Regions from separate parts of the Homo sapiens genome. Here all the other regions are linked to region 1. The links are chromatin loops, found by intact Hi-C in ENCODE. Cell type or tissue: heart left ventricle. All regions are shown on one strand.

Region 1 (8,000 bases):
CCTCTCACTTGTGATATTGGCAGATGGAAATTGTCAGCTAACTAGTATATTCCAATAACTGAAGTACTTCACTTTCCCAGCCATTTTGGATGTTGGATTGCCATTCCAATGTGCTTCCAATGGGCAGTTGCTGTTGGCTAAAACAAAGTTCGTAAATCCTTTTGTATTAGTCAGAGTTCTCCAGAAAAAGAAACCCAATAGGAGATATAGATACAGATAGATATATAAATATATAGATATAGATAAAAATATTGGTGATAAAATACGGGCTCACATGTTTATGGAGGCTGAGAAGTCCCACAATCTGTCATTGGCAAGGTTCAGGCCCAGGAAAGCTGGTGATGTAGTTTGAAGACCTGAAAGCCAGAGAGCCAGTGGCTGTAGATTCCAGTTCAGGTCTAGCAGCCTGAGAACCAGGAGTCCTAAAGGCAGGAGAAGATGGATGTCCCAGCTCAAGCAATCAGGCAGACAGCAAGTTCATCCTTCCTTCATCCCTTTGTTCTGTTCAGACTCTCAACAGATTGAATGATGCTTTTCCACACGGGGGAGAGACAACTGTTTTACTCAGTCCACCAATTCAAATTCTAATCTCTTCTGGAAGCATCCTCACACACATACCCAGAAGTCATGTTTAAATAGCTATCTGGGCATCCTGTGATCCAGTCAAGTTGATACATAAAACTAACTGTCACAATTTTTTTTCTATAGTATGTATCAAAAAACCTTAAATTATATTCTAGAAATTTATCCTAGAAAAATACTAAACAAGTATGAAAAGCTGCTTTACAGTGATATTCAATGTGGCATTTCTTATAATTTTCAACATTAAGGAATAACCTCCCTGTCTAATAAAAGGGGAATGGACCCAAAGATATTATATAGTGACAAAATGGAATTCTATACAGTCAATAAAATGGTGATATAGAAGACAATTTAGTGACATCCGAATGTGTTAATGCCATTTTCTTTAGTGAAAGAGTAAGGTGTCAGAGTGTGTAGTAAAATCACGCTTTTGTTTTAAAAAGTTATGTATCTTTAAGTTTGTGTGTACAAGAAAGAATATTGCTGAGATATGGATATTTTTGGCTTGCTGCCCCTAAGAATCTATTTGTATGAGTTGTTAAGACTGATATTCATGAGATCTTTATGTTTTTTGGCTCAAGAAAGAGAAAGACATATTGGGGATGAAGATAGCCAAAGTGATGGAGGGAAAAGGCGGTGGGAATGATTTCAATGGCATGGACTCTGTTTCAAAACCCAGCCAGAGTCAGGTTTTGAGTCTCAAGTGAGAGAGAAGTTAGGGAGAAAAGCTGAAGAACTATGTTGGTAAAAGTCTGCTAGCCTCTAACTATGCCACTTCAGAATCTAAGGAACAAGAAGGGCCTTAGATTTAAGAGAGGGTCACTGGTCAGCCTCTCTCCACCCTCCCACTCATTTCTGGCTGGCACCAGCACAGGGTACCTGTGCCCACCAAAAGAGCCATCTCATGGAGAATAGCAGCAGCATGGATGGCAAGCAGGCTGGAGCAGGAAAGAGTTGTGTTCCCAAGCATATGTGAGACTCCAGGATCCTGCAAGACATGCCCCGAGGGACAGCTGAAATCCACAGGGAGCAAGTGGGGACTGGGATCTGTCACAATGTGTATAGTAATCTAATGTAGGTTTTTCAACCTTGGCACTTGTTGACATTTTTGAGTGGCCAATTCTTTATCATTGAGGGCTATCCCGTGCATTGTAGGAAGATTAGTAGCATTCCTGGCTTCTACCCACTAGATGACAGTAGTCCCAACTCATTTAGTTGTGACAACCGAAAAATGTCTCCAGATATTGTCAAATGTTCCCTGGGGTCAAAATCTCCCTAGGCAGAGAAGCACTGATATAATGGAATCACAACTACAATGACAGGTTAGTGAAAATTGGTGCATGATAACGGCTAACATTTAATGAGTCTTTGTAGTGTTCTGAGCTTTATGGTTTTAACTCATTTAATGCTTACAATAACTTCATGAGGTGGGTTCTATACTTATCTTCATTTTAAAGATGCGGAAATGAAAGCACAGAGAAGTTAAGTAACTCACCCAAGCTTACACAGCTGATAGGTGGCAGAGCAAGAATATGACCCCATGCAATCTGGCTATGGAGACTTTGCACTTAAGAAATGCAATAATATATTAACAATTATGGACCTTCTATGTGATTGCCATTGTTCTTTGTAGGTTTTTATTTTTGTATTTTTCTAATTTTTTTCCAATAAAAGAAGTAACCTTAATAATAAAAAAAACATTATTTAGCAAGTAATTTACTAAGAGCCAGTGTTGCAGGACACCTGTATGAGCCCGCTTGCATGGTGAGTATATCCCAGCAAGGAGTCCCATTGGGTGTCCTTGTGCACAATCCCAAGAAAAGACCAAGATGGCCAACATAATTTTACACTTGGACTGAAAAACAACAGTATAAAAGACAGACTTGGCAGGGTGTGTATTTTCTATGGTTTGCTGAGTTCAATCTTCATATCGTCTCTCCTAACTATGCAGTGAATGAATTCGTAGTCGTCCATGCTCCATGGCTCACCACCCGCAGGCACTCACCTGAAAGCAGGCAGAGGACAGCCTCTCACCTTCAGCAGCAATGGGCTCCTCTCTGCGTGGTTGCTGATGCTGTTCCTGGGTGGAGGGGCTGGTAGTGTGTGGGTGAATAGGCATGGAGGCTGAGGCTCTGGGAAACAAAGGGCTGAGCCCATAGGCTTGGACTGAATCTTGCCCATTTGTCAAGCGCTGGCTATGGGAGGCACTCGGGGTGATGATTCCTGCCAAGGCTGGGGCTGGCAGCTGAGCGCTTCGCAGAGCCTGCCTGTCAGTCACTGCTTACGCTCATCCCTTAATGGCTCTTCCCTTGTCATTTGCCTGGTGTCGCTTTTATCTTAAGTGAATTTAACAATGGTGAAAGGTGCCAGTCTGAGATCCCCAGAGAGGAGCTTTGCCGGAAGAGCAGTTAGAATGAAAGTTGCCTCCATCAAATTGCCTCCGCTGCCCCATCTCAGGAATAAGTAACCCCACGGCTGCAGGGGTACCCCGGAGGCCTGGCCAAGCCAGCCGAGCTCTTCCCACAGCTCAGCAGGCAGCCTTAAGGGAAGCCAGCTGCATGCAGGTCTGCAAAACTGGAGACATCTTGCAATTGCTTTTTTCTTAATTTCCACACCCAGAAGTATTTCAGGAGGAATTTAATCTCTATGTTTCTGGTTCATTTACAATAAACTTGTCACAGGATTCTTTCCAAAGAGCCATTTGGTGCCCAAGAGGACTTGTGAGCTTTTTAAACATATATCCATCTTAAAAAAAAAATCTTGAACTAACCAGGTTCAAAGCAATGTCTGAGCCACACATGAATAAGAGATGGTTTTAAATTTCAAATCCCGTTAAATTCCTAAGAGTGGTTTTGTGAGGCAGCCCATCTCACAAATCAATCAATGGCAGGTGAAAGCAAGTATCAGTTTACTGTCCCTGGGTTGGGAGTTGAAGTTAGGGTGTGAGATGGGTGAGCAGGAGAAGTAAGAATAGAGGAAGCAAGAAAATAGACTAGCCGAAGGCATAGTAACTCCAGTTACTACTTCCTACCTCTTACTATATACTAGGTACTATGCTAAGTTCTTACAACACTGTAGCAATTTTCAGATTACCAAGAAACTTTCCCTGTTTTATACATGAATAAACTTAAGTTTAGAAGTTAAGTAAGTTACTCAGTTCACGCAGCTAGTAACTGATGTATCCAGACTGAATTCAGCTCCTTCTGAATGCAAATCAGCAACATTGAAATGAGTGGGGAAAATGGAGGAAAGAAGAAGAAGCTCAGCCAGTTCTGGGTTCCACCCTTTGCCACCGCCCATCAGGGTTCTATAATGCCAGAGCCTCTTTTTCTGTTTCCATCCTCATCACCTCAGAAAGCATGGTGGGATGGAGGGCGAGTCTGGCTGATTCCAAGACATCTCATTGTGCAGACTACAGTTGCTCCATTTGAAGAGCTTGCTTTCATTGCAATTGCTGGACATCACCTCCTATTCACCTAGCAAATTAAGCTTGAGGTACAGCTAGGAAGAACTGAGCTCTGGCTTCTTGACCTTTGAGTGAAACCTGACTTTACTTCTGAAGGAAACTGGAGGCAAATGATTTCCTAGGCACTGAGGTCAGTTATTTCTGTGGACCTTGTATTTATTCATATTTATTTATTTTTTGTTTATTTATTTTTTGAGACAGAGTCTCACTCTGTCACCCAGGCTGGAGTTCAGCGGTGTGATCTCCACTCACTGCAGCCTCCACCTCCCGAGTTCGAGCAATTCTCTTGCCTCAGCCTTTGGAGGAGTAGCTGGGATTAGAAGTGTGAGCCACCATGCCCAGCTAATTTTTTTTTTTAAATATTTTTAGTAAAGACGAGGTTTCACCATGTTGGCCAGGCTGGTCTCGAACTCCTGACCTCAAGTGATCTGCCCACCTCAGCCTCCCAAAATGTTGGCATTACAGGCATGAGCCACCATGCCCAGCCAATTTTTAAGACAAAATTTATTTGTATGTTCTGAAGATTTAAAAAAGAAACAGGGGTGTGTGTGTGTGTCTGTGTGTGTGTGTGTAAGATATCTGTGAGAACAGAGGACAGTTTTCTGCTCTACCAAGACCTGAGTTTGCTTATCACAGTTGCACAACAGTTTATTTGAGGCCTTACTTCCCTTGCTATGTAGTTCATGAAGTGCTGAGGACCTCTGATGGTAGGACTGTTGTATTTGACATTATGTATGCCACACGGAGAAACAAACTATCAGATGCATTTATTTTGATTGTCTTTTTATCTGGCACCACTGCCTTCTGTGCAGTTTATAAACATGAGCATAGATCTCTCCAAGCATGAAGGCCACTTGCAGGCTGCCCAGTGCTTATTTCTCATCTATTTAAATATGGATGGACACTGTGCTCATCCTTTTCTTTAATTAAGGGCTTTCCATTGAATCAGTAAGTGTAAAACTCCCAAAAGAGAGGATGAAAAGCGCTCATATGAAAGCAACCCACTGAATAGGATATGAGAGGACCTTGGCCACAAGGCCTGCCACTGTAGAAGGAAGTAGCTCATAGGTCCAGGCCTGAGCAAAGAGAAGCTTGAGGTGATGAGAAAATGTGAAATGAAGCCCAAGACAGGGGCTTTCCCTGGGTCTCCAAGGTTTATAAATACTTCTGGATGCAAAGGCATGGAAGATGACATACCTCTATCCACGCTCAGGAGATGATGTTGGTAACAGATGTAAAAAGGATTGGAGAACTATAAGGAGAGGGGAAAATGCCAATTTCAAGAGGCAGCAGCTCCTTGAAACACCTGGGATAGCCGAGTCCAGACTTGATTGGTCTCCCTCTACTGTCAGCTCCTCTGGCAACCATGGTCGACCCCATAAAAGGCAGTACTTCACCACAATCAGGTTAGTATTGACTTTTCCGGCTTCATGTAACCCTGTGTTTCCACATATCATTCCCTTCTCGAAACCTCCAAAGGTTTCCCCTTACCTGCACAATGAGCTCCAAACTCATTTCCTCAGCCTCAAAACTCTTTGCCACTTTTACTTTCAATATTTCCTCAACAATGTGCACAATGAATGCTTTACCCTATTAAACCTGATCCATTTGTCACTTAGGAGACCCTCTGTCCCAGTTTTCCCAGAACACGGGATTGTTGATGCTAGAACCAGGAAGTCCAAGGCAAACTGGGATGAGGAGGTTGCCTATCTAAGCCACCCCTGGATGAACACATTTGAATTGCTCTGCTTCCATACCTCTCATGCTTCTCCCCAGCTTAGAATGCCACCTGGTATTTTCTCTACCTGTTAGAATTTATTCATCTGCTAAGGTCCACATCAAATTCTATCTCCGGGGGGAAGCTTTTGCAGATCCCCCACCGTGACAATCCATTTCTCTTTCCTTGGAGATCCCAGTAGCTCTGGTTGTCTGGGGGACTGTAAGAGGAAGGAATTGAGTAGAGTGGTTGGGAACATGAATTTAGGAGGTAGACAGATGTGAGTCTGAAATGTGATTGTGATCATTGCTGATTGAATGCAAGTCATTTAGCCTCTCTGTGCCTGGACTTTCTCGTGGTTAATTGTGGTGGGACATGTAACTATAATACCTAGCTTTTTGGGAGGTTGTGAAGATGAAATGAAATCATATATATAGCACCTGCCTCATGTGGCATATTGATATATACAATGTTACTGTTCTTTGGTTCCTTTATTCAGTGAATATTTGTTGAGTGCCTTATATATGCTGGGCCCTGTTCCATGAAACTGAATCAAACAGATTAAAAAAAAATGCCCTCAAGGAGCTTAGATACTAGTGGGGAGTGGGGGAGACATAAATGTAAACTATAAACTGTGGCAGATGGTGATAAATGCTAGAAAAATAAAGCAGCAAAAGGGAGATAGTGAAGGTTTTATATAAGGTAGAGAGAGAGAGAGCCTTAAGCAAAGACCTAACAAACGTGAGGGGTTGAGCCATGTGGATATCTTGAGCAAATAGGCTTCCAGGTAGAAGGGACAACAAGCACAAGGTACTGAGAAAGACTGTGCTGGAGATTTTGGGATAATATGACTGGAGCAGAAGGAAAAAGAAATGTGGTAGGGAATGAAATCAGAGGTAGTAGGAAGGGCAGTCCATGGAGGACTGTGGAGGTAACCAAAGTACTGTGGCTTATTCCTTGCACAAGAAAGCATGACCCTGAAAGTGTTTTGGACAGAGAAATCCCATTTTCCGACTCCTCATTTTAAGAGTCGTTCTTACACTGGGTTGAGGATAGACTATAATTGCGGGCAAAGGCAGAAACAGGAAGACCTGTCAGGAGACTGTTGTTGTAAAACTGGGTGAGAGAGGAAGATGACTTAGGCAAGGGTGCAAGAAGTGAAGGTTATGAGAGTGGTTAGATTTTGGCTCTTTTGGGGGGTAAATCTTGGCTTTTTTTGGAGGTAGATTCAACAGGACTTACTAACAGAGAGTAGCCTGACTCCACTCAGGAATGACTCAAAGGCTTCTCTAAAGAAGGATAGCATCACTTGTCAACTGAGATGAAGACTGGGGATGTGCAGGCCGGAAAAGAGTTTAGCTTTGGAGATGTTACGTGCGTGATTTCTTTTAAACATCCATATGGAGTTGTTGAACCATGTTAACCAGGCAAATCTTCCTTTAAAAAAATAAATCTCAGGCTTATTTAGTAGTTCAAGAGGAGGGCAGAGATTAGTGGGGGATAACTAAAGCCCTTCCCTGAGACCTCCCCTAGGTACTACTACCACTACTCAACCAGAAGCTCAGATTCACCATCTTATCCTTTTTTTCTGAATCTCCCTCAGTTCTTAGAACAGGACTGGGCCCAATAAATTTCTGATTTGTATTGTCTAGTGACAACAGAACTGTAGAGCAGGAACTTTGGGTTTCAGGAGCTCTTTTAAAACAGAACCTTTGTGCTTCTAAGGCCTTTTCATAAAAGAACCCTGCCCTCCACGTGGAAGCTTTCTGAAGGCACCCAGCATATTCCATAGTCCTGCGTGAACCTTAGTGAACACTCAGGTAGGCAATGCTTGGTGGCAGACAACTTCACTCTTCCAGGTTCCCCAGAAACAAGAGAATAAAAGGCAGAAGATGAATGGCCTTTGCCTCTGAAACAGCTGCTACTGCTCCCACAACTGCATGGCCAGTTGATTTAGAGATTTGTGAAGAGAGCCTCTGAGCCCCTCACTTCTGCCAAGTGAATTGCCAGGAGCATCCCATGGCAGGAGTTATCGTTCTACTCCAGGTGCTGCAGGACAAATGCCCTGGAGTTGGAAGATGAAATACCCTTGCTCCTAGAGGAAGCTGCAGGCACGACCTGGGCACACATGTGAAGATGAAGGTTATCCTGCCCTGAATAGCCAGCAACTTGGAGCTAAGTCAATAACACTCATCAAAGACTAATTCCAGAGGGAGGCACCTAGGACTTGCTGTT
Region 2 (8,000 bases), 130 kb before region 1:
GATGAAATTGTTTGGAAAGTTAGAGAAAAACTAGTTCTGTTCCTATTCAGTTTGTAGATATGGGCCGGAAAATGCCATTTGCCACTAGGAGCTGGAAGCTAATTTGTAGCCTCAAGACAGTAGTGACAACGGCAGCGGGGTAAGACAACATGGAGGTGTGCACAGCCCAGGCAAGTCGTTGTAATATTTCACCCATGGGGTTTCTCTACATCCTGGCGGAGAAGGGTGATTGTGAATCACAGATCCCACCCAGAATCAAAACTTAAACATGCTTCCTCAAACCTTTGAGTACAAATAGTGTCTTTACCCTCTTCTGGTTATAATTTATTTATTTTTTAATGGAAATTTGAAAGCAGCCATTAAAGATGACTTCCAGGCCAGCTCGTCTGACACAAGGTGAGATTACTTCAGAACTAAGTGGTTCCCAGAAGGGTCTTCCAGCCTCAGAAAGACCGAGGCTTCCAGTGTGAGCTCTGCCAGGCCAGGAGGATGGTGTCGCCTCTGGCTCAGGGGAGACTAGGGTTGAAGACTGTGGCATCTCCTCTGAGTGAAGACTTAAGAAGCTGCAGGATCCTTAATGTACTTGGGCAAATAGCAAGAAAGGACTATAAAGAGGAGAAAAGATGAGAGAAAGAAGACCTTTTGAAATGTATTCTATTGGCTGAGGATCTATGGATTCCTTAGCCTTTGACGGTATCAGTGTGAGCTTGCCTGGAAGCATAGGTCAGTAAGGTGGGGGTGGGGGGTGTCTGTGTGCATTTGTGTGCGTGCGTGTATGTGTGTATGTATATTCTTGGCTTATCCTGGTTTCTTCTGTGTTGTTGATTCCTAACGCGCAGAAAAACCAAACTCTTAACTCTAAATCTATCCTGCTTTTTTATTCTTCCCAAAGGGATCTTTATCAGTGAGATTGATTCAGATTTAACCAAAAATCTAAAATCTATCAGTCACCAAGCACTACTGTGTGCTTTTGTAAAAATAACCTTATTTAATCCTTAGTAAGAATTAAGGCATAGGTGAAGTCGTGTAGTAGGAGTCTTGGGCCTGGCTTTGAACCTAGACACCCAAGGCCTGTTTTAGTGTACGTTTTTTTTTGTGCCATGCTGTGGCACTAACAGAAGAAAGCTCGTGCCCATACTTATACTTTTCTAGGTATTAAAATGTGGTAGGACAAGGAAATCTATCATGTATTAGCTCTTGCCAGAAAGCAGGCAATGTGCTAGGTGCCTCACTGAGACTCGGAACTGCAGAACATTTTTACCTCAAGGCTAAAGAGTATTGAGAAACTTCTGTTTTCTCTATGGTTGCTTCCTTTAGGAAATACCATTGTAGAGAGAAGCTTTCATCTCCACGGAATGCACAGCAAGTTGCCGACCAATGGCTCCACATTTTTCATGCTTTTTATGTGTAACTAAGAAGGAAACTGTTCCTTGTATCATGGGTTACCACAGGCAATCCAGGTCTCACACACCCTTCCCTGGCCCTGGTCCTGGTCCTGGCCTTCTGTCTTTCCGATGGCTTTCCCCCTTTCCTCATACCTCTGGGTATGTCAGTCTAAGGCCAAAGCTTGTGTAAGTCATGCCCTCCTACCAACTTCTGTAGCTCCTGTTTAGGCAAAGGGGTTTCCCGAGCAGCAGTCCAGACTTGAGCTATTAAGGACCAAAGCCCCTCGCCCAGGCAGCCGGCACCCATCCAGAAAGGCAGGGGCCTATCGCCCAGCACATTAGCTTTCTCCCTGCCAGCTGGCCCAGGGAGGCGCAGCGTGCCAAGTGGGGAACGTGTGAATGGGATCCATGCCCATGCATCCCCTGAGAAGTAGAAAATGCACGTGACCAGAACCGCCAAAACCTAACCCAGGGAAAAAGATGACAAGAAAAACTTGGTGTGTTTCTCTAAAGACAACCACAAAACATAAACAAACAAACAAAAACCTAAAACTGTCTCAAGAGTGTCATATAATTTTGTTTTCATCTCTTGCCCTAAAACCTCACACAAAGTTTTACACATTGTGGCTGTTGGCTAAATGTGAAAAACGAGTGAATCTAAGAGCTCCTCGCAGGACCACGTTTATTTGGAAAGTCAGCACGGTGCCTGGCACCATAGTAAATGCTCAATAAATATTCCTGGGCTGAAACATTTGAGGGCCGCAAATTCTTGCCTTTGTTTGACTAAATCCTTCAAATCCCTGAACTTGGTTCATTTACTAAATCCTTCAAATCCCTGAACTTGGCCTACCTGCTTGGCAAACCAAGAAAAACAGTTGGAATGGCTTAAAAACAATAATATCTTACCTTCAATACAAATCCCCCACTTTAAGAAACCCTGGACCTAGATTAAGTCCCACCTCGGTGTCTCTGAGATTCTAGAGGGCTGAGAGACAACCCGGGGGAACAAGGGTGGCTTTCAACATTTGGAGATTTCTTAAACTACAGCTTCTCATCTGAAGAGGCCGCTCCAGGCCTACTGCAGCATCCAGGGTCTCCACTTGGGGCTGGAAGGTGTCAACTCGGGTGGTAACTGCTTTCCCTGTATAATCAGAAGCGCTGACTGACACCTATCAGTAATGCTGACTTGTAAAATTTAGAAAACAGAATCATCAGTCATTTCTATTTGTTTGATGAATAACTCTTTAAAAATCACCATTAAAAAAGGCATTTCACATCAAACAGAGAGATTGAGAATAAGGAGTGAAGAACACGAGGACCTGCTGCCCTGAGTTTCAAGACACTAACAGAAGATTTGGGTCCCACCTTTGGTTGAGAAGAATCAAATTAGAGCATAGTTATTTTTCAACTTGAGGAGGTTCCGGGCTGTGGATATATTGTGCTTATAGGAAGTAAACAAAATCAGAGGAAGAAGTGTATGTGCATCAGTTGGATGCACACAAATCTTCAGATTTTCAGTTGTTATCCACCCACCCTGGCAATCTCATGTACCCACAAGCCTCAAAGCAGTTGGTGTCCTGTGTCCGAGGGACTGGAGGAGCGTAAACCATGGGCTTCTTGAAGTCGGAGCCCATATCTGGGTCATCCAAGGTCCCAGGATCCAGCTCATTCCTGTCACCTTGGAGGTACTTGAGCAGTAATTTGTTTGATTGCACTGAGCGTTCCTCAGAGGGCCTGTTTGTGGAGACAACCTCTATGTGGCCCCTTGGCTGCCAGGCCCTGTCAGCCCTCACAGAGTGCTTCTTCCCCAGGTACCAGTCAGGAACCAGGCCTTTCCCAGCACCCAGAGCCTTTGTCACCGGTAATGTTGGCTTCCTGGGGTCATACCAGGCTGGGTCCAGGAAGCTCTGGCTTAATGCCAGTGTAGTTTTGCTTGTTTAGAATTGTCAGATTTGATAAGGCAGATTTGACAGTTTTTTGAAGTGGATATGGAAGAGGTGGCAGAGAGAACAGCCTTCTACCCAACAGCATGCTGGCTCTGGTACAACTTGTAACTGGAATGCAGGGGGAAAGAGAGCACATACAGGGAATTGGCTGCCTGGCTGAGAACAGGAAGCTGAGGCACAGATCCTTGGATCTCACCAGCCCGTATCTTCCCTCCTTGATTCTTTATTATATTGCTCTTAAGAAATATTGGAACAGACATTTAGTGTCAGGGGCCCTGTGAGGTTGTGTGGGGAACCGCCTTTCAGGAGTTCACAGTCTTGCTGGCAAGATGGTAGGTGTGCCCTGGCATGTCCTGAGATGCCCCATGGCTGTGGTCTAGGCAGTACGTGCCCTGGTGCCTCAGAGGCTTAGAGATCATTTTCGGCTCTTCTCGTCAGGGCAGATTTCATGAAGGATTTTGAGCTGAGATTTAAAATGAAATAGGACTGTAGTAAGTGGATTTCTGTGGCTGAGAAAGAAGAGGGCATTCTATCACCCAATACAGTGGCTCTAACCATGATGGTGGAAAGAGGTAATGGGAAAGGACCAGATTTAGAGAAATTAAAAGAAATTAGGAAATCAATAGAAAAAACTTCCTTCTTTCCATTACTATCTGATTGTTTTCTTCTTGGCCAGAGTATCGGTGTGCCTTGGGCATCAGAAGAGACTGTGTGTGTGTGTGTGTGTGTGTGTGTGTGTGTGTGTGTGCGCGCGCACACACACACACGCACAGAATAGATATCACATCCATGTAGCTGCCTGTTGTGAAAAGGATTCAGAACTCCAATATTGTAGAGGACTGAAGTGTCTGAGAGTTAAAGATCTAGAGTTCAGTGTCGGCTGTGTCTCATTTGCTTTGATTTTGGGGAAATGTGCTTTGCCTTTATAATCTTCGGTTATCTGCTATGTAAGTTTGGAACATTACTTCATGTTTTGTAAGGTGATGTAATTCAGTGCGTGCAAGTACTTTATGAACAAATAAAAGGTATAACTCTGATGCTCTCAGGAAGCAAGCATTTTGCTCTTTTCCTAAAACTGCATAGCTGACTTGGGAATGAGGCGGGGAGAGCTGGTCTCTCTTTTCTAACTCTTCTGGTAGGATGTGGTAAAGACTGAGCTCCTGGGCAATAGAACACTCTGCATGGAGGTTTGTGCCTACAAATCAAACAAAGAGATCAGCCAGAGAGAGCCTGCCTTTTTGCACACACCGTTGGGAGGCTACCTTGTGCCTTTCCCCAGACCACCTGCCTCTGCTTTCTGTCTTGTTCTTTATCTGTTTCTCTCTCTCAGCTCAGCTTTGGGCCCCTGGACTGTTGTCCAAATCTGAAGACCACCCTCCCTGTAGATCTGCCCTCCTCCCCTCCCAACCTGCCCCCACCTGTGGAAGTTTGAATCTGAGCAGAGGCATTCCCCCAGCATGAACCTGGACACTTGACTGTCCGCCCGCCTGGAGAACCAGTCCTTGGTGAAGAAAGAGTGCCCTCTAGTGGGCATTGGCTGGAGCTGCTCCGGACCCACGTCACTCAGCCAAGGACAAAACAACCCGCCACACGGCCCTCCCGCCAAGGATGATCTTGACTATGCCTTTGGGTTTGGTTTGTTTTTCTCCTTGTGTGAAGAAAAAGAAAGAAAGAACAGCAGGAGACAAGTGGTGAGAGCAGCTCCCACAATGCTGTGACAGTCCCTTTATCTTAGGACTTTTACCAAAGAATTAACCCCAGGGCAAGCGATGGCAGCAAGGTACATGTGACATCAGAAGCTTTTTAAAGGACTTGTGACAATTCCTGTATAAATCACCTACCTGTCTCAACTGGTCTCTTCCATAATTGGGTGGATTTGTGGGAAGGAAACTCTTTCTGTAAGAATGATTACCAAATGGGTTAAATATCTTCATGGGCGCAACCCCTCTGCAGATTGCATATCCACTGCAATCAATGACATTTTTCGGGTAGTGGACGCGTCCGGGCCTGCCTGGCCATTAAAACCCTATATGCATGAGGACAAACAAGGGATTTGGCCCTTTAAAACCTATTTCAGAAAAAAGCTGCTGGGGTGGGGAGGGAAGAGATGAGGGGGAGGGAGAGAGCGCAGGGCACCCATCAGGGAAGCAGGAACCTGATCATATGTGATGGTTGCTGGATTAGGTAACAGCTCCGCTGGTTGAAATTGGATCTTGGAGGATGAGTGTTAACATCTCTGGTGTCCTGGCGAAAGGTTCATTTGAGTCTTGCATGGTGCTGCAGAGATAAAAAGGAGCTTTTAAATAATCATTTTGTCTCCTACTCACCAGAGTACTGGCTTCCAGCAATAAATAGGTAGCATCAGTTCTGCTTAGACATATCACCCTTTTCATTTATTTATTTAATGTTGGTGTTTTTTTTTTTTTTTAACCGCCGAGCTGAACAGTTTGTGTATCAGTGAATCCCAACACCCATTCTTAATAGTGGTATATTTGGATTCTCCTTGCGCTGGCTACAAATATGAGCATGCAAGGTTGTTTATTGGTCCATCCCTGTCCCCTCCAAGCATTACAGACACAGCCCAAATCCACCAGAACTGAATTTTCTATGCAAAATAGTGCAAGATGGTTTTCTTTTAAGGTTTTCCCTTGTTCATATTGTTCCTTAAAAAAATTTTTTTTGGGTTTTTGCACAATCATTTTCTATTTTCATAATTTGAGTATAATTTAAAGGGTGTAATTTGGAAATGACTGTTGTTGGTTTTTCTACCCGCCGCCCTCCCCCCCCCGCCCTTTTCTTTTCATTCTTTTGTTTTCTTCAGAACTCTGATTGGGGACCTATTTATGTGTCTTGAACTCTAAGTGTAAATGCAAGCAATATTTATGCCGTGGTGCATTGTATCTATCTTATCAATTTCTAATTGGCCACATTTAGAAACTAAGTCTATTAACTCATAGTGAATTCAAATTTCTTTTTAGGGAGTATTTATTTGCAGGATTCACAAAATGATGTGAAAGCTAAGCGAAATACTAACACTTTCTTGCCCCAGCCAACCCACCACCACTGCGCCCAATTAAATGTATCCTTCATACCTGAAAGAAAAGAGGCAGTATGCTTTATGCTTTAAGCTTTGCAACCCTCCTGAAACTTCCATGGCGGGTAGGGGCTTGCAGTTTATCCTTTCAGTGTTCTTTGCCAGCCTTGACAATTTCCTTTCTTATTTTATTTAAAACCAGTTAGATTTGAAGGCCAAGAAATGTATTAATTAGGAGGTGTGTAGAGTTTGTGTGAAATTGTTTGTGCTTCCCATTGACTATTTTAAAAAGATGGTGTTTTAAAAAGATGGAGCAGAGGCATGAAACTGAGAGGGGTTGGAAAGAGGAAATATTCTCAGAGGTTAATATTAGGTATATGGGAAATATTCATAGTGATGTGTGCGTGATCACCTGTGTAGCTCCTGGAGGAGCGAGGATCAGAACTGTCTCTCTGCCTTGCCTCTCCCTTCTTTCATACCTCACTGAGTTTGGCTGGAGGAATAAGCTGATGGAATGAATGAGGCCGCTTGGGGTACCCATGTGATTGGAGGAGGTAGGATACTTGATGTCAGCTCAAGTAGGCAGTGCTTAACACTAGCCCTGGCAAGGCAAGTCCTGACCATTAATAGGACATCATTCTTTTTTGCTTTGCTGTTGTTGTTGAGACCAGAGGTTGTCCTAAAATCTCTCAGTGTTGGGCCGCATGCAGGACCAGTTGGGTGTGGAGTAGCCAGGTGGACCCACTTGAAGGCATTAACACCCAGCTGAAGGGTTACCAGCCTCAGCTTCGTGGGGAATGTTCCTGCCAGCCGTGGGGGCTTACGGCCTCTTCTGAAGGAAGTATATTGGACATGAGATTCAGTGAGCGAATGAGAGAGTAGAATTTTGCCCCAGCACAATGTTTTGAATAATCGAGCTAAAGTGAAACAACTATATTTATTAATGGCTCAGAGGCGATTCTTTTTTTTTTCTAATTTGTAAATGACCCATAAATTTCTTTGTGGATAAGGCTATTAAAATTTATCATATAAAGAGAAACAACCACATAGAGGTGAAGGAGAGGCTGCTGGGCGCTGCTGCCAGATGTTTGGATGCCCCGAGATTCTTTTCGGTGCCTTTAGGGCCTGGTATTCAGGGCATGGTTACAGCAGCCATCTACTTTCTTAAGGAAACCTTTGTTAGTGGCAATTTGTTCTTCAGAGTGCTTCGGAGATTTAAGTAAATAAATTTAAGAAACAATAACGTGACTAAATCCTTATTGTGCAAAGATCAGCCAAAGGAGCAGTTTCCCATTCAGTCTCCTGAGCCTACAAAGGAAGGATTTTATTGGAAAAAAAAGTCCACAAAATAAACCTCAATGACCTCCTAACCTTTTGCCGTCACCACTATGGCAATTTTGTTTTTGTGTAGCAGAATATTACATATTCAGGTTTGAAGAGAGAAGATCATGACGTGGTAGTGTTGTGGTTTGCGTCTAGGGTGCAGGCTTCCTTCTTTTCTCCTTCCCAGCTACCTGCTCTCCCTCCTCCCTCCCTCCTTTCCTTCCTCTCATCCTTTTTTACTTCACCACGGAGCCCAAGCTTCTGCCCTGCACCTTTTGTCCTCTTTGCTCTTTATGGCCACCACTGATCCAC
Region 3 (8,000 bases), 1.4 Mb before region 1:
CTCCAGGTATGAGTTCCCATAGCCCTTTTACACAACTCTACTGTATTTTATCCCTTAAAATATTTTTTCTTTTCTTCTTTTCATTTCATCTCATTCACTGATTCATTCAAGCATAATTTGGGCCTCTAACATGCGTCTTCAGTGTGATGGGGGCCTCGTGGATGGCAAATACAGATATCACTAGGAAACATTTCCTGGACCCCAAAGGTCACAGCCTCTGGAAGCAAACATGCAGGTAAGAAAATGATTAAAGCAAGGAGATCGGTTTCACTGGACAAGGCGCTGGGAGCACACAGGGGAGGAAGAAACTTTCTGAGAAGGTTGGTGAAGGTTCCAGTGGAGATGAGTTGTGAAGGGTGAGAATAATTATTAAGTGAATAATGACCACAGAATGAGAGTGGGGACAAGCCTAAAAGTTCAGAGATGAATATGTACACATTGTGCTGTAGGAGACTTCTGGAGTCTCCTCTGGTCTGGGGTGACATACGTGACTTATGGGAAAGCCGGAGGGGAGGAGGCTCTGGAAGCAAATGGGGCCAGATCCCAAGCTTCTAACATATCTTGTTAAGGGACAAGGTTCTTGTTCCGAAGTCAGAGACTGTCAACCTAAGACAGAACAGCTAAGATGCTCCTGCAGGATTCCACGGGAGGGATGAAGAAGGCTGACAAAAGAGGTGGTAGCAAAGAAGGGGAGGTGGGATCCACTCAAGAGGGGGTGAAATTTTCAAGAATTTGTCATACCAGGTTTACCTGAAGCTCTCTCTGGGTTCTGTAAACCTGAGAGTGGTGCTGGTCTGCGTGGATTTCTTATCCTAGCGCCTTCCTCTGTGTATGGCAGGGCGTAGGTATACAATCTACACCTACTGGGCAAATGAGTGAATGGACAACTCACGGTCTTAGCAAAAAGAGTTTATCTACCTGGTTCTCTTTGGGAATGGGTTCTAATAAAAAAGAGAGGAAAAGGGAGAGAATGAGGGTAATAAAATACACGTTTAATTTGAGGCCATATAGTGAGGGATGGGAATGACCCCCCAAGTAACGATGCCATTGCCTCATCCCACAAGCAGCTTCTCCTAAAACGGTCTAATATGGGCTTACCTTTGGAGGTATTTGACCCACTGCCCACACCTCTCCCTCGTTTGAGCTGCCCTATCTCCTCAGAAACTCTCCTCCTCCTATCAACAAAGGGATACCAGTTAGGGCCAACCACCCAGCCCCACCTTCTTAACACAGCACTTAAAAGTCAAATGTTTAAAAGACATTTTCATGGAGCCTAATAGCACATAGAAAGTACTTGATAAATGGCAACCCTTATTTTTCTCTGTAACTTGAACCAGCTCATTACCTAAAAGTCTCTAGGTCTCTGCTTTCCATGGGAACAAGAAATCCTTCCATGTGTATAAATGAGATTAGTCTTCTGAGTAGCATCTTTGTATTTGGAATGAAGTCTTTCTAGAAATACAATGACTTAAACCAAGGAATGAGTCTAATACCGGAATGTTCCGCTGTGGAGGGAGAGAGGCAGGGGAAGCATTCTGGAGCCAAATGCATTTTAGCTTTTTTTTACATTGTACCTACAGAGATGTTTCCCTACTCAGCTGATGAGGCCTGGCCCCAGAAAGACCATATCGCTTTGGTTTCTGTCCCTTCATAAGGACCATCCAGAATGGCTTCAATATGTTTTCCATGTGTGGAAGTGGTTGTAACTTTCAAAAGATGTCTTGGTGGGGGATGGGTTTGGACAGTAGGAAAGGGGCTGAGGGGATGAAGCAACCAGAGAAGAACTTTGGCACAGAACAACCCAGAGAGAAGAATGAGGCAAAGCCAAAATGAAATGTACTTCTTTGCTCCATCTTTGCTCCATTTCTTGCTCAGAGCTTATACACTGTCTAATTCTGTTTGCAGGGCATTATAACCACACACACACACAAAAACACATTTATTTCTACATTGCTCTCTTCCCTCTCCCTCCCAGGCATTTATTGTTTCCTAACGGGTACTTTGCTAGGCCCTGTGGACATAAAGACACTGAAGAAACAGCCTCTGGTTATGGAACTCATTGACTGGTAGGAAAAGAAAGATGAGTAGAAAATATTGGGATAATCATAGCAAACACTTCAATTCCCCTTACTATGCACCATTCTAAACATAGTACATTTATTCACTCATTCAATGCTTACAACACTATGAAGTAGATAGTGTTTTTCAATACTCCCATTTTGAAAATGGGAGGACTAATGCACAGAACAATTAAGCCACTCACCTAAGGTCACACATCTAGTAAATGGTCAGGCTGGGATTCAATCCCAGGCCTCTTAGCTGCACCCTGGAGCACTTCCTCTACCCATGATGCTATTGTGCCACAGAAGAGAGTATCAGCCCTGTCACCTCTGGGAAAGTTTCTTAGAAGAGATGGTGCCTGAATTTTGAAAATGAATATGATTTGCTCAGGCAAAGTAAGAAGGGGCCTGGTAAGTTGCAAAGAGGATTCCGGTTAAAGACAATGTCAAAGCTTGCAGGTGTGAGGGCATGGCTTGCACAGAGACTCACAAGCAGCATAAGATCACTGGGAAGGATGCAGGGTATTGTGGTAAACCCAGAAGCTGGAGAGGTAGTTGGGAGCCAGATCCCAAAGGGTCTTCTATTTCAAGCTAGGAAATGTGGACTTAATTCTAAAAGCTATGAGACACCTCTCACAAGCTCAAGGATTAGTAGACTTGAATTATAGATGCCGCAACTCTCATTCATGTGCATTTCTGAAAACCATATTGTGAAGTATGATGACTCCAAAGAGAGCAGCCATGCCTTGCTGACCATTCTCTCGCTCTCCACTCTAGACCTGCCCTCAAACACGAAGATAGTCTTTTGCTCATTCATTCATTTATGCAACATTTATTTAACAAATATTTATTAAACGCCTATTATGTGTTAGGAACTGTGCTAAGTGCTGACATTGCAAATATAAAAATGAAACACAGACCCTGCCCTGAGAGGAACAGTGTTTATTGGGGAATTGAAAATATAAACACATAGCTTCAAAACAATAGGCAAAATGCTATTTAGTGGGCATATTCGGAGTTCAGATGATGAATGACAGAACAGGCAGCAGATCTTCATGTTTAAGCACACAGACGCTGGAGCCATGCTGCTCTGGATTCACATCCCAGCTCTGCCACGTGATACCTGTATGACACTCGGCTAGTTGTTTCATTGCTCTGTCTCAGTTTCCTCATCCAACAAATGCAGATTATAATATTAACTATCTCATAGGGTTGTTACAAACATTAAGTGAGTCAACATTTTAAAGTTTCTTAGTACACTACACAAATAAAAACTCTGAAGTGACCGTGTTCCCCAGTAGATGTCACTACTACATAGCTAGTTAGGTGAGATAATATCTGAGTTCAGGCTGACCACATTAACCATTCCATAAGAAAACTGATACATAAATGGCTTTCTTCCCAAAATACAAAATATAGCAGAAGGTAGGTTGTGAAATAAATAAGAGTGAGGGGTGATGATCACCTGTTTATAAAAAGCTCTTGTAAATCTCCAGACCCACTTGGAAGTTTTAAACTTTCCCCATATTGGCTCTCTGATGGAAGCCATTTTCTCCCTGCTTTCTAAAAACCCTGGATTTGATTCCTTCAACTCAGGCCTTATCAGGGAGCACCTACTCCTTTCTAAGATGTGCAAGTCGTTTCTGAGAAAGCACGTGAATAATAATTGACAGAAGCCACCGAGGCCTAACTCTTAGAGGAACTGAAATGGGAAATTGGGACACAGTGGCATAAGGAGGAACTTTGTGAAGCAGCAGGAGGTAACTTAACTTGGGCTAGCTTTATGACAGCTGAGGCTGAGCCTACAGCTTTATTTTCCATCAGCTGACAAAGGTGAAAGTTCAGTATTTCTGATTTTGCTCCATGACTTCCGTAGATCTCAGCTTAGGTACAGCATTGGGTGAAGGTGTTTTTTTTTTTTTTTTTTCTGGTTCTTGATTCTGACATGACCAGCTTTTGAGGTAAAATGAGTAGGCTAAGATCACAAGGGTAATCATGCACTCATTTACTTGCCAGGTTTTTAAGAAAAATCTCTTTTGGTCCAGGCTTTGTGTGAGGTGAAAGGACGTGGAGATGCATGGCCCATTTCTTCAAGCATTTTACCGTCTGGACTTCCGTGGGAGAGAGAGACATGTAAACATATCAGTAAAATGCAACCTTTTAAATATGATTTAATAAATGTCAACAAAGTTTGTAAAGAAGAAATTGAGAGGATGACATGTGACCTTTGTATTGAAGGATTAATAAGAGTTTGCCATGCGGAGTAATGAGAGAACATTCCAGATAGAAATGTTACCATTTAATTCAATTCTGACACTAACTGCCTGAAGTGAGTTGAAACTCCGCAGGTTAAGGGTTCAGACCCACAAGACTGCCCCCTACTTCAGAAGCGAATCATAAGTAGAGGTTCCCCAGGTTGCCATGATTTTATATGTCTTGGCTGCAAATCAGGAGTCCCCACAATCACCTTCTCAGTTTCAATAATTTGCTGTAAATGACTCTCAGAACTCAGGGAAACACTTTGCTTACATCTCCCAGTTTATTATAAAGGATACAAATGAACATCCAGGTAAAGAGGTACATAGGGTGAGGTCAGGAAGAGTCTAGAGCAAGGAGCTTCTGTTCCTTTGCAGTTTGGGGTGTGCTATTCCCCTCCCTGGCATATAGATTCCTTTACCAACCCAGAACCTCTCTAAACCCCATGGTTTAGGGTTTTTATGAAGGTTCTATTGTATAGGAATGATTGATTAAATTATTGGCCATTGGTGATTCGCTCAATCTTCAGCCCCTCTACCCTTCCCTGGAGGTTAGGGGCTGAAGTTTCAACCCTCTAGTCACACTGCTGATTCCTCTGGCAACCAGCTCTCATCCTAAAACTATCTAGGGGCTTCCAGCCATCAGTTATCTCGTTAACATAAACTCAGGTATGGTTGAAAGGAGCTTGTTATGAATAACAAAAGATGCTCCTCTTACCTCTATCACTTAGAAATTTTGAGGGTTTTAGGAGCTCTGTGCCAGAAACTGCAGATGAAAATCAAATATATATTTCTTATTATATCACAATATTACAGAGGGTAATTTTGGGTACATAGCACAGTTTGCTCTGACCCTTGTGAAGGATGGCTCTGGTAATAACTATCAGCCTTAACACGCACTAGCTAATGATGTTAATAATTGCTAATCTTGTTGAGTGCTATCTGTCAAGCACTGTGCTAAATGCTTTCTGTGTATTACCTCATCTAATCCTCATAATCCTATAAAGAAGGCAGGATAGAATCAGACTCTGGAGCAAAGCTTGGGCTTCAGCCATCTGGAGCCAGACTGCCTGGGTTTACACACTGACTCTTCCTTATTGACTGTGTGACTTTGGAAAATTGCTCAATCTTATTTGTGCCTTAGTGTTTCCATCTATAAAATGGGGATAAAAGCACCTACCTTTGGCATATGAGTTTATTTTTGGAGAGGGCAACTCAAGAGTTAACCTGGGCTGCAAGCTGCCTTAGGCATGCAGAGCCCAGAATGATTTGAAAACCCTGCTCTGTATCCACCCATTCCTCTCTGTGAATGAATTCAAGAAATTCAACAGGTACAAGCAATCACCGGAAAGCTATTTGTTGTGATTGGAAAACACTCAAAGAAATGGAGTGCTTCATAGATGATTTAATATTTTAAAGGTGGCACATGTGAATGAGTAAGCTCAGGGTATATGAGCGAGTTTACATTCCACATCAAGGTTTTACTTAAAGTTTACATTTTGTTTAAATGAGAAGTAAGATCAATGTAATATGGCTTAAACCTTTCTCAGAAATTTATGGCTTCTTTTAATAAACCTCATAAAAGACACTATTAAACACATGCAGCGTTCTTAATGTAATGGTTCCATTCTTGAAATATATAGTATTTAGATTGCATCTAAAATGCTGTAAAAGTATCACAAAGGCTGTAAAAATATTGTTAACGGGAAGAAATCTTTTAGGGGGATAAATATTTTCTTGGAAAAGGAAAAAGCTGTGAACCTTTTAGGCAGGGAATGGCTTGGTTTTGAAAAATAACAATTTGCCTTTTTTATGTTCTTTCTGTGGTTCTACTTCAGCCAATTATTAGATTAAAGCAAGCTGTTGCTACGTGCCCTAGAAACTCAGACGGATTTGATGTTGCACCCTAAGTTTGTGAGGACAAGTTCCATTTAAAGCTTTAATGAGGTCAAGGGAATAAAGAAGGAGGCTGGCTGAGTCTTTTGTGTTATTTTAGGACTGTATCTTAGAATTACGAGGCTTGCATAATGCCATGGAAAGAACACAGAAGTTGAAGTTAAAAGCCCTCCGTTTGAGACCTGGCTCTGCCATTTACTAGCTTTGTGACCTGGGCATAATCACTCAAATGCTCTGAGGCTCGGTTTCTTGAATCTGGAAAACAGGGTTAAGAATACCTGCTGTAGCCACTTTGTAAGGATATTGTGGGGTCAAATGAGATAATGCATGAGAAAGTGCTTTGAGAGCCAGAGAGGCATAAAGTGCACATGGACTTTATTTATTTGACAAACATTTATTAAACACTTATTATGTGCACACACAGAACATTAGTGAGCCAGAGTGAATGTGCAGAGCTCACTTGGGTCAACCCTGCTGTTTTCCCCTTCCTTTTGTCCTCCCTGTATTTTGGCTGAGCCACTTATAAACCATTTTACACAGATGAGGGTCTATTCTATTATTCAAGAGAAATGTTGGCACCCTTTTTTGGTGACCTGTTTCCCTCTCTATAGATGGCTATCTTTAGAAAAAAATTTATTAAGTATAACTTAAGACATATATAGTGTGAATAATAAATAGAGAAGCACCCCGTGCTACAGTTGGAAAGAACACTTGAGTCCAACCTCTTTACAACACAGATGGGAAACAAAGGTTCACAAACGGGAGATGGTATGCCCTGCCAAATTAACTTCTCATATGCTTTAGAGAGAGATGGAAATATACGCCACACTACTATACACAAATATCAATTCAATGAGAAAAGTAACACTTCTGCCTACTGCACAGACTTATACTGTCGAGCATAACTTCACAAAACGTCATACCTTAGTCTTCCCCAGAAGGACAGTCTTAAATCAACATGGACAATCAATGAACAACTGAGATAAAATATTGAAGGTTGAATGAAGAGAAAACTCTAGCTCACGTGGCTTTTCTTATTTAGCTCCTATTAAAAGATGAAAAGATATTTAGCATTTTCCATTGGATGAGGTACATTTAAAGAAGATTTATCAATTTAGTAGACTATACAATGTTAGGTGCTGATGGCCATTAAGCCATTTGAGTTAATTTTTCTGAGATGTACATCATTTTTAAAAATTTTATCTTCACAGCACAGCTTTTATTAATAAATCTCAGAGAACTTTGCAAATATCTAGGGATGCATGTTCTCACTTGTAAGTGGGAGCTGAACAATGAGAATACATGGACACAGGTGAGACAGCCAGATGGGAAGGGCTTCCAGGCAGAGCCCCCCACCAACCTGAGCTGGGGTGGAGGCACAGAAATTCACGCCATTTGCAGTGGGGAGGAGCCTGGCCCTTCCCCTTCCTGGGTGGAACCTGGGATTAGAACTGTGAGGTGGGAAGCCTGTACTAGGAGGACTCTAGCTCCGCTGAGCTCCTGTTCCCCCTTTTTACCTTTATGCCTAATAAACCCTGCCCTGCTCACCCTTCAAAACAGTTTGCACGCCTAAATCTTTATGGCTGTGTGATAAGAACCCCGTCTTTAGCTGAACTAAGGAAAAGTCCTGCAACACAGGCAGGGGAACAACACACACTGGGGCCTGTCGGGGGAGGGTGGTGGGGGAGCGGAGAGCATTAGGGAAAAGAGCTAATGTATGCCGGGCTTAATACTTGGGTGATGGGTTGATAGGTGCAGCAAACCACTGTGACACACGTTTACCTATGTA

The links. Peaks named below come from ENCODE experiments on the same cell type or tissue, not always from the same donor. Only the 100,000 strongest peaks of a DNase experiment are listed, where the experiment ranks them.
Region 2: it touches region 1 in a loop (6-fold over the local background); 19 of 110 quality-filtered maps call a loop at or near these places.
Region 3: it touches region 1 in a loop (2.5-fold over the local background); 4 of 110 quality-filtered maps call a loop at or near these places.

Annotation. Positions count from the first base shown.
Region 1 is chr1:164,909,689-164,917,688 of GRCh38, forward strand. It overlaps LOC107985451 (a long non-coding RNA gene), which reads right to left and starts at 2,687. Exons shown (of 3, transcript XR_001737807.2): 1 at 2,588-2,687; 2 at 275-422; 3 at 1-137. RefSeq lists a silencer at 4,544-4,838. In heart left ventricle, a CTCF peak has its summit at 4,744; a DNase peak (open chromatin) is centred at 2,803; H3K4me3 peaks cover 268 bases.
Region 2 is chr1:164,782,643-164,790,642 of GRCh38, forward strand. All of the region lies in intron 2 of PBX1 (PBX homeobox 1), which reads left to right. Among named protein-coding and RNA genes, the nearest start is that of PBX1-AS1, 12 kb to the left of the region's middle. In heart left ventricle, a CTCF peak has its summit at 4,874 (motif pointing left); DNase peaks (open chromatin) are centred at 1,737, 3,204 and 4,859; H3K27ac peaks cover 1,997 bases.
Region 3 is chr1:163,532,641-163,540,640 of GRCh38, forward strand. No RefSeq gene overlaps it. Among named protein-coding and RNA genes, the nearest start is that of NUF2, 210 kb to the left of the region's middle. RefSeq lists an enhancer at 5,535-6,709. In heart left ventricle, a CTCF peak has its summit at 3,338 (motif pointing right); no DNase peak of the experiment used is centred here.